Regions from separate parts of the Homo sapiens genome. Here region 1 is linked to region 2. The links are chromatin contacts, found by Hi-C in ENCODE. All regions are on one chromosome and are shown on one strand. Each heading gives the region's core, a stretch centred on a gene start or an enhancer-like site at or near the end of the contact. The rest is flanking DNA. Distances are from core to core; before and after follow the strand shown.

Evidence for each region. A loop is a pair of places that touch in the nucleus more often than their neighbours do. Pooled maps may share reads with other maps.
Region 1: a loop to region 2 is called in a pooled map, with 3 times the contacts of the local background. The contact joins the enhancer-like site here to the promoter of PCSK1 in region 2. A Hi-C loop is called at or near these places in 2 of 37 single-sample maps with no recorded cell type and 4 of 50 pooled maps.

Annotation. Positions count from the first base shown.
Region 1 is chr5:95,779,462-95,784,771 of GRCh38, reverse strand. It overlaps RHOBTB3 (Rho related BTB domain containing 3), which reads right to left. Exons shown (of 12, transcript NM_014899.4): 9 at 4,347-4,520; 10 at 809-975. Among named protein-coding and RNA genes, the nearest start is that of GLRX, 41 kb to the left of the region's middle. RefSeq lists an enhancer at 3,478-3,527. Within about 2 kb of position 3,556, at least 23 of the 41 ENCODE cell types and tissues checked have a DNase peak (open chromatin) inside an H3K27ac peak, as active enhancers do.
Region 2 is chr5:96,431,368-96,436,864 of GRCh38, reverse strand. PCSK1 (proprotein convertase subtilisin/kexin type 1) reads left to right here and starts at 3,617. Exons shown (of 14, transcript NM_000439.5): 1 at 3,617-4,002. The coding sequence starts at 3,823. The region is part of intron 4 of LOC101929710 (a long non-coding RNA gene); the gene reads right to left. It also overlaps a transcript of CAST not described here and the pseudogene LOC102724070. RefSeq lists silencers at 2,465-2,584, 2,446-2,740.

The DNA.
Region 1 (5,310 bases), core at 2,307-4,806, 650 kb after region 2:
TGGGAATAAGGATTTGGCAGGTTTTTGACTGTGAGCACATCTGGGGGTTTGGGAAGTAGATTTCAACACAGTAGTCCTAGTTTATTTACAGACCTGGCTCTGATTCATAATTTAGGGCCTCTGTAACTGCAGTTACTTAAAATTAACTTAATTATGTAACTCCCCCACCCCCGTTCTCTAAAATCAGTAATGATATAATTATTGAAAACAAAAGACTCCGAGCTTACAAGAGGCCCAGAAGAAGCATGTACACATACGGCAGTGATTGCTAATAAGGTGAGACATGAAAACAAAAGGCATTCTGCAAGGATAAATGAGGCACACCAATATCTCCTACATACAACTGAAACTTCAAAACATGTTCATTATATGGATGAAAAAATGAAGAAGTAAATTAGTTTAGCTTAACCATCGCTATCAGTATATATGGACCAATTCTGTCATTTCCCTTTTAGGAACCTGAAGATGTGATTGTTTGGGGAAATTCAACATAAATTCTATTTCCTACAATGCCTATGTGACATAGTATAGCACCACATTCAAATGACTCTACTAAGGGCCACTATTTAGTTAAAAAAATTCCGTATCTGGACATTTTGCCTCCTTATAAAAGGGACTGCACACAAACCCTAACGCTTCAAAATTATCTAGCCAGATAAACTGTTGTGAAGGCACTTTAGCCTCATTAGCCAAACTTCCAAACTAAGACTAGTATTAACGTATGTTAAAAAATGATAAATTTTAAAATAGTATAATTTGAAAAATATTTTATAAAAAACTAGGCTATCAGATACACAGAGTCAATTACCTTGGCCTTTTTAAGCAGGTCAACTATATCAAGGTTCATGGATGCCAGTTCCCTGCTTGGCATGCTCTGCAGCTGGGTAATGATGAACAGCTCACAGATGTGCTGCAGTCTGGACACTTGGTACATCTCGGCACAGATCAGGAGACACATGGCCTGGAATATGCCAGCTGATGAGAAAAGGGACATGAGAGAAAGTGGATGATGAAACCATTTCTTTAATGATCTAAACACCCCCCACCAACAAAAAACAACAATTAAAAAAACATGCTGACCGTAGCATCCACCATAGAATAGAATGGTTAGGAAAAGCCTCGAGGGAGTCAGCATTCTGCACTTTTATTCCATTTTATCTTTTTTTTCTTTCCTTTCTTCTTCTTCTTTTTTTTTTTTTTTTTTTTTTTTGTAGAGACAGGTCTCACTATGTTGCCCAGGCTGGTCTTGAACTCCTGAGCTCAAATGATCCTCCTACTTTGGCCTCCCAAAGTGCTGGGATAACAGATGTGAGCCATCACACCCGGCCTATTATTCCATTTTAAAAAGAAGGGCCGGCGCAGTGGCTCACACCTGTAATCCCAGCACTTGGGGAGGCCGAGGTGGGCGGATCACGAGGTCAAGAAATCAAGTCCATCCTGGCGGACATGGTGAAACCTCATCTCTACTAAAAATAAAAAAAAATTAGCCAGGTGTGGTGGCGGGCGCCTGTAGTCCCAGCTACTGGGGAGGCTGAGGCAGGAAAATCACTAAAACCTGGGAGGCGAAGGTTGCAGTGAGCGGAGATCATGCCACTGCACTGCAGCCTGGGCAATAGAGCAATACTCCATCTCAAAAAAATAAAAATAAAAATAAAATAAAATAAAAATAAATAAATAAAATAAAAAAGTAAAAATAAAAAGAATCCAAGCCTTCATACTCAGAAGTGAATCTATTTTTTTTTAATTCTTCAGAAAAGGTGATTCTATAATTGCCCTTAAAAATTAATTCCAGGACTATCTGGTAAATCTTTCCGTTAGCTAAACTAGATCCTTGCCATTTTTTTTTCTTGACATTAGTCTTCAGGTTGGTTGGTTGGTTTGTTGTTTTGTTTTTATTATGATAAAATAAACATAACATGAAATTTACCATTTTAACCTTTTTTTTTTTTTTTTTTTTTTTTTGAGATGGAGTCTCACTCTGTCGTCCAGGCTGGAATGCAGTGGTGCGATCTTGGCTCACTGCAAGCTCCTCCTCCTGGGTTCACGCCATTCTCCTGCCTCAGCCTCCTGAGGAGCTGGGAGCACAGGCGCCCACCACCACGCCCGGCTAATTTTTTTTGTATTTTTTGTAAAGACGGGGTTTCACCGTGTTAGCCAGGATGGTCTCGATCTCCTGACCTTGTGATCCACCTGCCTCGGCCTTCCAAAGTGCTGGGATTACAGGCATGAGCCGCCACATCCGGCCCATTTTAACCACTTTTAAGTATATGATTCATTGGCATGAAGTACATTCACACTGCTGTGCAGTCATCACCACCACCATCTCCAGAACATGTTTCTTCTTCCCAAACTGAAACTCTGTACCCAATAAACACTAACTCCCTGTTTCCCCCTTTCCCCAGCCCCTGGCAACCACCCAATTTGGCTGGGGGTTTTTTCAATACTTCCCTAGAAATCTGGTTTTTCATGTAATTCTCGTTCTTATCCCTCCTTACATTCTTACATTCTTTTGTAGCTATGGAACCAAGAACACTGTGTATGGTGAATATTTAACATAATAACATTACCTGTCTTCTGTGATCTTCCCAATGCACAGATTCCAGTATCTGGCTTAACTTTTTGATTATTCATTTTGACTCATTTTTCCCTAACACACTTTTGCCAATTTTTAAAAATCCTATCATTATTACTGCTTTCCTCTGTAATATTTTCTAATTAGCAAGGTAAAACTTAATATTAGCAGCTTCAATTACTTGAGTGAGAGGATGACTGAAAATCAAATTTTCCTATTACTCCAAATCTGGTCAATTTGTAAATTTAATATACAGATTTGCCAACAATGAAATAATAAACAATAAGCTTTATTTCCAAAAAGAACAAATGCTTTCATTTTTATTAGGCAAAAATACTAAGTCTTTTTTTGAGACGGAGTCTCACTCGGTCACCCAAGCTTGAGTGTGGTGGCGCCATCTTGGCTCACTGCAACCTCTGCCTCACAGGTTCAAGCGATTCTCCTGCCTCTGCCTCCCGTGTAGCTGGGATTACAGGCACACGTCACCATGCCCAGCTAATTTTTGTATTTTTAGTAGAGACGGGGTTTCACCATGTTGGTCAGGCTGTTTTTGAACTGACTTCAGGTGATCTGCTCACCTCAGCCTTCCAAAGTGCTCAGATTACAGGCATGAGCTACGGCACCTGGCCGTAAGTCAGTCTTTAACACTGACAGAAACAACTGCAACTGGCTCCAAAATACTCTACAGAAAGCTGCAAGCCCAGAATTAATTTAATCAACACAAATACATTTGCTTCTTTTTGAACTTCTAAAATCTTTCACTAGAGGGCTCATGACTTGTTTAAAACTTATTTCAATACCCAGTGTAAGAAACCTTTCCATTCTAAAAATTAAAGCAGTGAATCTGAAGAGAGGTCTGGCTTGAAATGTGTGTTTGCTTTTTATGTTTATTAGGGTGCCTGACCAGGTTCTCTAATCAAGGTCTCAGGCTCCTGAACTGAGCTCCACGGGGCCGAATCTAGTTGTGCTTGTGGTGGGAGCCATCTGGTGGCCAAAGGCTGAAGACTACTCACAGAGGGCTTCCCTGCCAGCATCCCAAGCAAGGCTCCAGGCCTGTAGAAAAAATTTTGCTATTTCTTCAAGTGCCTCCAGCTAGAAGAACCCTGCTGGATCTGTTCCAACCTAGAGCTGTCACAGATGTTTGGTTCCTGGTCAAAGATAGTCCTTGGTCAGTGAATTTGGAAATGAATCCTACAGTCCACTGGGTATTCTAAACATCTCAAGAAAAGTTTTCAGAGAAGTCAGTTTGAGGAGTTTCTGACTTTAGCAGAAGTCAGAAGGAGGCCTTTACAAATCCCACATCCTCTGGGCAGAAGGAAGACCAAAAAAGTCTCAGAATATTGAAAGTCCTTAAAAGTGCCCCAATCAGAAGTCACAGACATCAAAGCAGTTGCGCAACCCTCCTCTTCTTGTGGAAGAGACAGCGCTCCAAGTAACAATCTGCCCCGATCTCTAGAATTACGGTAGCCATGGGTACCACAAGACACCTCCATTTCTAGTTGCCTACAGTGATCCCCATGCTGTAGGTGCTGGCTGGGACATGTGAACTTGTGCCGGCGTCGGAGACCCATAAAAGGCACCCAATCACTGCACTTCCACTTGAACTGAATGAAAATTCATTGTTGTTCCAGCACCACCTCTAATTGCTTAGTACATTCCGTGATGTCAACTAATAAATCTTAAATGAAAATAGATTCCACAGAGTGCAATTTAACAAAATGGGTGGCAAGGAAAGAAAGAATTCTGAGATACTATCAACATTTGTATTGCTAACCTGGGCAGCAGGAGTCTGTGTACAGGTATTCTAAAAATGACAAGAAAGTCTCTTTGGAAACACCATAAACGGGAATCAGGACACTCTTTGCTTCCATGTAATTACCATTAAACATGGCTGCCATCACTTCACAACGGGCCACCAGGATGGCCCTGTGGGCTGGCACTGTCGTACCTGAAAGGTTCAAAAGGGAAACAAGAAACAAGTGAGATAAACCTGCAGGGTTATTCCAGCAATTTTCCTTCTAATTAGACTACCACATTAGGGACAGCTAGGCTGATATGCAGAATCTGAATTTGGGAGTGATAACTACCATTAATCCAGAAACTTCTTAATTTTAAAGGGAGCAATAAAGAAAGTTCAGATGTTGACCTTGAAACCAACAATTTGCAAGTCAAGACAACAATTTGTTACTTAGTTTGTATTTCCAGAAATAGAAACACTGAAATGAAGTATTTTGCTTCATATTTTTATAATGAAACATCAATCCTTTCCAATTGGCTTGAAATATTAATAATACTACCCGTGCCCATGTGCCTCCCAAGAAAACAACCCCATTACCCTTCTGGGCCTGACTCACAGAACCATCTTGGCCATGCTTCCCCTTATCTGAAACAGGAAACTGTAAGAAGTAAACCATAAGCTGTCCGTACACCACAGTAGGAATAGCAAGAGGATCTCTTGTGGAGCCAAGGAGAGCATTTCAGACTTAATGAAAATCTGGAAGAGGATGACCTTAATCCCTGCAGTCTCCCCAGCACACTACTTCCTCAGGCAACCATTCTGTCTCACCTGAACAATGCCTGCTGCTGGGAGAGCCAGTGCTACGTTGAATTTTGAGGGCTCTCTCAGCCCATACTGCTCACTGAACTCACCGAACTGAATTAACTCTCTAGGAAAAGCTTGCTAGGCTCTCTAGCTACTGCTGCACCACACAAAGGCAGCGCTGGATAGGGCCGTGAGT
Region 2 (5,497 bases), core at 2,368-4,867:
GAGATATCATGAGAAAGTAATTCAGGGACTTCTGGCAGGTGTATCTTTAAGTGGTAACCCCAATATCAGTCTTTGTGTATACTAGATACTTTTCTCAATTTGTGGTAAAGTTGGTAGATGGTAACTTCTCTAAAAGGTGTGTGTATTTTCCAATTTACAATTTCAATATTATTTTGTCATACTTGACCTGTAAAATTTAGATGGATTCTGAATCTATAGGCATTTTCATATAGAACTCCAATGATAAATATGTCAAGAAAATAAAGACGGCTATATTATTTAAAATAGAATTTTGCAAAAAAGTTTCATTGACAGCAGCTATTAAGAATATAAAAAGATCATTTGTCATTAAAATGTTTTAATTAGAAATGATATATAGCCTTTTTAAGCATAAAACTTCAGATAAAAACTTATATTGGTGAAAGCATATTCAGATTTCTCAATTTAAAGTTATTAATATGCAATTTAATGTATTGCCCAAAATGTTATATTTTATTTTGTTATCATAATTGTATCATGTAAAGAAAATGTTATGAATCTCTTCACCCAGCTCCATACAGATGTCTTCAAATTTCCTCCAGTTTACCCCAGTGTGCCACACAAATATTGTTATTTTCTATGTTGGAAAACACTGCTATAGGTAGGTTTGCCCCTATAATGTGTTCTGCTACCAAAAATCTTCTAGTTTAATTACAGACTAATTTGTTACACCTTTGAGTTAATGTGCAGTTAATGTTACCCATAGCAAACAGGCAAGTCTACATGATAACTGGAAAATGTTAAACCTACATTATTTCCTTACCCATTCTTTAACATCTCTTGAAGATCTAGGAATATTATTCTGTTATTCTGTGGGTCTAGAAATGTTTTTCTTGGCCCAAATGGTTACACTGTGTCCACTTTGTGATAAATATTGGGTACATTGTTTAGTATGCCCAAGGGTATATGTTTTATTTCGTAGTAACAAAATGTTTAAAACATTTGTTTCCTAAGACTAAAGAGATATGGTGATCTATAGATCTCCTTTGAGCATATTCTTACTTCCTGCTCTTAATAGCTTCTTTTACTCTCCAAGAAACCTTAATGAATGCTTAGCTGTATCACTGGGCAGTTGTGAGCATCATGAAAGGCATGGCAATCACTTGATAACTTATAATGGAAACACGTCCTCTTAATTTCTGGAGTATCCGGTTTTCTATATAAATTAATCACATGAATCAAATGCTATTAAAACCAACTTAAGGGTGATAATTGGCTCTTCCAATTTATAATACGAAATATAACACTGATGGGCCTGGAGGTCACTACCATGATCTACAAATCAGGGTAGGACTAGCCCTTGAAACAAAAAGTTAAAATGGATTCTAAATCTACTTGCACCTCTAGTCTTGGCAGAAATTTATTTCTTCTGCATGCCAGAAGTTCTGGCAAAGAGGTTCATAGGATAAAAATCAGACAATAGCAGATTAACTTACTGATATCTGTATTGTGTGGATGAGGATATTATCTTCTTTTTGTGAGAGTTTACTTGGCCCTGTTAGGTATATAAACCAAATGTTTATTCCAGGCTTCTATGGTGCTCCATTTAAGACAAATGCCTCATTAATGAGAGAGACACGGACCCTATTGCCAACACTCTGCCAAACTGATTTACTTGAACAATAATAAGAAAGGGACAAATATGTTCCTCCTCTGACACATCTACCGTTATAAAACATTTGCCCTGGGCTTCTCTTGCCTTGCTAGTGCACAGTTAGTGTCTGTCTGCTGTGAGAATGAAACACCCTTGAGAGCTTGAGGCCACAACTCAGGCCGAGGTGTGAAGGGAAAAGAAGACAGCTTACCCAGCCATCAACATTCACACATGTGGATTTACAGAACAGACAACAAAGCTATCAATCGGAGCCCATTCCATTTCATCTCATGTGAGTTACATTATTGTAAAACACTTAACCATGTCACATGGCTTATTAACATTGGCATTTGATTTTGTAAAGATGCTTTATGTTTAAAGAAATTATGTAGTGCACATTTCTGCAAACGTGGAGGCAAATGAAAAATTAGCACTACAGAGCCTGATCCTCCACCAAGTCTTGTCTCATTTGCTTCTTGTAAGGAACATCTCTTGCTTCCTTTCTCCACTTGTTTATATGCTTTCTTTCCAACCTTCTCCCCTTTCTTCTATTTCTACAGCATAGATCGCGCCCTCGGGCGGTTGAGCTTTAAAAAACAACAACAACAACAACAAAAAAAAAAACAAACTTCCCAGGTGCAGCATACTCTCTCAATTCCACCTCCCGGCGATTTTACTTTTGGCCTGAGTCCAACACGTTCCCAAGAGCTGGACACAAGTTGTCACGATCATGAACCTAACCACACTCCCCCCTGCGGCCAATTTCCTATTTTGCTGTTCAAAAGAGGGAAATGCACATATCAAAAGGAAAACAGCTTGGTGCTGGCCAGCTGCAGAAGGGTGGAGGTCTTTGGTGCTCAGAAGAGAGAGCAGCTCCTGCGGCAGTCCTGCGTGTGTCGCTGTCCAGACCTCGGTGCTGAATACTAGGCACTGGTATCTCCCGCCAGGTTCAATCCCTCAGGGTTCGAATAGGCTCCACCATGGGAGACTGAACTCACTTCCCTAGGGTGAGGGGTGGAGAATTCATTTAGATGTTTCCTTGCTCTCCTCCCACAGGAAACCATTTTTCCACAAAGAGGCATTGTGCATTTTATGGGAAAGTAATGGCACAGCTCCAGCTCAGCACCAAAGTGAAGAGCTCTACTGAGGCACAATGGAAAGTCGAGGTAAATAAAAACTGCTCTTTCCCTCCCTGAATCAACACAACAGCTTTTGGGATCCTAGATCCCCTTGTTGACGAATTCTTAAAAATATGTTTTTTTAAAATCACATGATTAATCATTTTACTGATAAACACCCTAAAAGGTGGTGGTGGCGCTGGCTTTGCAATATCGGAGTATAACTACTGATATTGTTTTACTGAGGTTGAGAAACAAAGGGGAGGAGGGAAGTAAACTTGTAAACTAAGGTGGCTTGAATGGTTAAAAATTCATTTTTAATAGTATTGCTTTAACATAGACATGCTAATTTTCTCAGACAATTTAGAACAGAATTGGGACAGTAGTAGCTTCCCTTCTTCTCCTTACTCTCCTAGCCTCTCTCTTTGAAAGACCTAAGAGCCTTGTTCTTCATAGCAGGTGCTGATGCCCAAAGGGCCATTATAAGAATCCTATAGCCTCCCCCCCTCCCCGCCACACACATGAGATAATAAAGTAAATACAGAGAAAATGGATGGAAGGGAGGGAAAGCACTCCCAGCCTTTGATTCTTGGTAGTTATGTTCAAGTGGGGCACTTCTCTTTGAAAAGTGAAAATGTTTCTCACGGTACAGAATTTATGGGCAGACAAGGAGCAGACTTAACTGATCCCAGCAAACAGTTCCTTCCTTTTCCTAATCCCTGGCTGCTTATTTTAGCCGCTTCTCCGCCCCGCCGGGAATACCATTCGGATCTTAGTCCAGGTAGATCTGACGTCAAGAGATGGCTTTCGTCGATTTGACGTGTAAACACTCATTTCCATTCTGGCTGGGAAGGGCTGGGGCTCCACTCAGCCTGGAGACCGAAGCGCTTCACTGAGCGCTCGCCGCCGCCCAGCCTCTCCTCTCGCGCCTCCTAGCTCTTCGCAGAGCAACCAGGAGCCAGGAGTGGTCTAGAGCCCGAGGGTGGGAAGGGGGAGTCTGTCTGGCTTTTCTCCTATCTTGCTTCTTTTTCCTCTTCCCTTCCCACTCTTGTTCAAGCGAGTGTGTGAGCTATGGAGCGAAGAGCCTGGAGTCTGCAGTGCACTGCTTTCGTCCTCTTTTGCGCTTGGTGTGCACTGAACAGTGCAAAAGCGAAAAGGCAATTTGTCAATGAATGGGCAGCGGAGATCCCCGGGGGCCCGGAAGCAGCCTCGGCCATCGCCGAGGAGCTGGGCTATGACCTTTTGGGTCAGGTAAGAGTTTCCACTTTCAAGAAACTTTCTGGGGCCCCAGGGGACTGGCGGGACTGGAGCGCGGTCTTCCAAGTGGGAGCCCCAGGTTGCACTCTCCAGAGCCCAGAGTAGCAAAGAGCAAGGAGCTGCTCCAGCCCTCGCCCCTGTCGCGCTTGGAGAGAGAGAAAGCTTGCATTATTTACTGTTTAGGCTGGGCGCAGCCAAGCAGAAGGAAGCCGCTGCAGCTGGGTAGGGCTTATGCTTACTGTTGGCCGCTCTAGAATTGAAATCCGTTCCCGCGCGGTTTGGAAGAAAAATCCCTCCACGCTTGTTCAGGGAACTTGAGATACACTCAAGCTCTTACCAACCAAGCGCCCCCGGGAGAAGCAGTGCGCTCCATCCCCCGGGACTGAGGCGGTCTGCGTCAGGAGCCGGCTGTTGCCTTCTTTTCAATATGGCAGCATCAGATCCAAGTCCTGATGCAAGGGGCTAAGCAGGCTTGGGGCTGTCCGCCCTGGCAGCCTGTAAGGGCACGCCCAGGGCATTGGAAGAGTGCCAGCTGCTGGGACTCGCGACCAGGAGGTTGGGAGGCCGCGGAGTAGCCTGGGAAGCTGGGGGGAGAAATGGTGGGTGAAAGACACGGGACCATCTATCCCCGCGACTCTCTAGGGAGCTCCGGCTTTTCACTGGGAACTTATAAAGTCCAAGCTTCATAACTTTGCCCGGCCAGTCCCACTGCAGGGTCGAGATGCCGAACTGACTATGGGGAAGGGATCTATTTCTTTCTTGTTCTTCAGCCAAGTACGTAATCGTTTTCCCGGGAATTTCAGCTTATTGTTGCCTGTCCAAGTGAAGGCTTGGTCGATAGGTAGCTGGTTGGAGGTGGGTGGGCGTCAAGACATTAAGTGGGAGACTGCTTATAGCTGAGCGATTCCGAGGGGACCCTAGGGAGTGTGACTTCTAGTCTAGAGCTTTCCTTTCCTTGGCTCGGAATCAAGCCCTCGCCCCCTGCTTGGGAAGTTGGTCTGCATTGAAGCGTGGGAGGAGGCAGTTGTAAAACATTTTGGCGCGTTTTTTCTGGAGGTGGTGGTTGAGACGCCGCTGGAGTCACGGATGAGTAATCGGCGGGGGCGTTGGCGATTCTGTAGACCGAACCCTCTGGGGAATTCGCCTGCTCTTGCTAGAGGCTTCATTCTCAACTTTATAAACCAAATTGTCTTTGAAATGCCCGAAAGGAAAATCAATGCAGATTGGCTTCCTGGTGTCCCAGCAGCAGATGAGTCTTTTGCTTTTGGCCAGCCCTTGCCCTCGTGCCAGGCTCCGTGTTAGGGGCTGAGGAATAAGAGGAGGGAAAGAAACGCTCTCAAGTAATCAAGAATCTAGAGGAGACTAGCTTAGAGATAAATGATTGCAACTGATTGTAATTTGTGTAATCATAGAAGTTGTACTTGAAGTCTCAATATTCATTGGTTGAAGGAATGAAAGTAGTAGGGAATTCGGGAGGGGTGAATGAAAA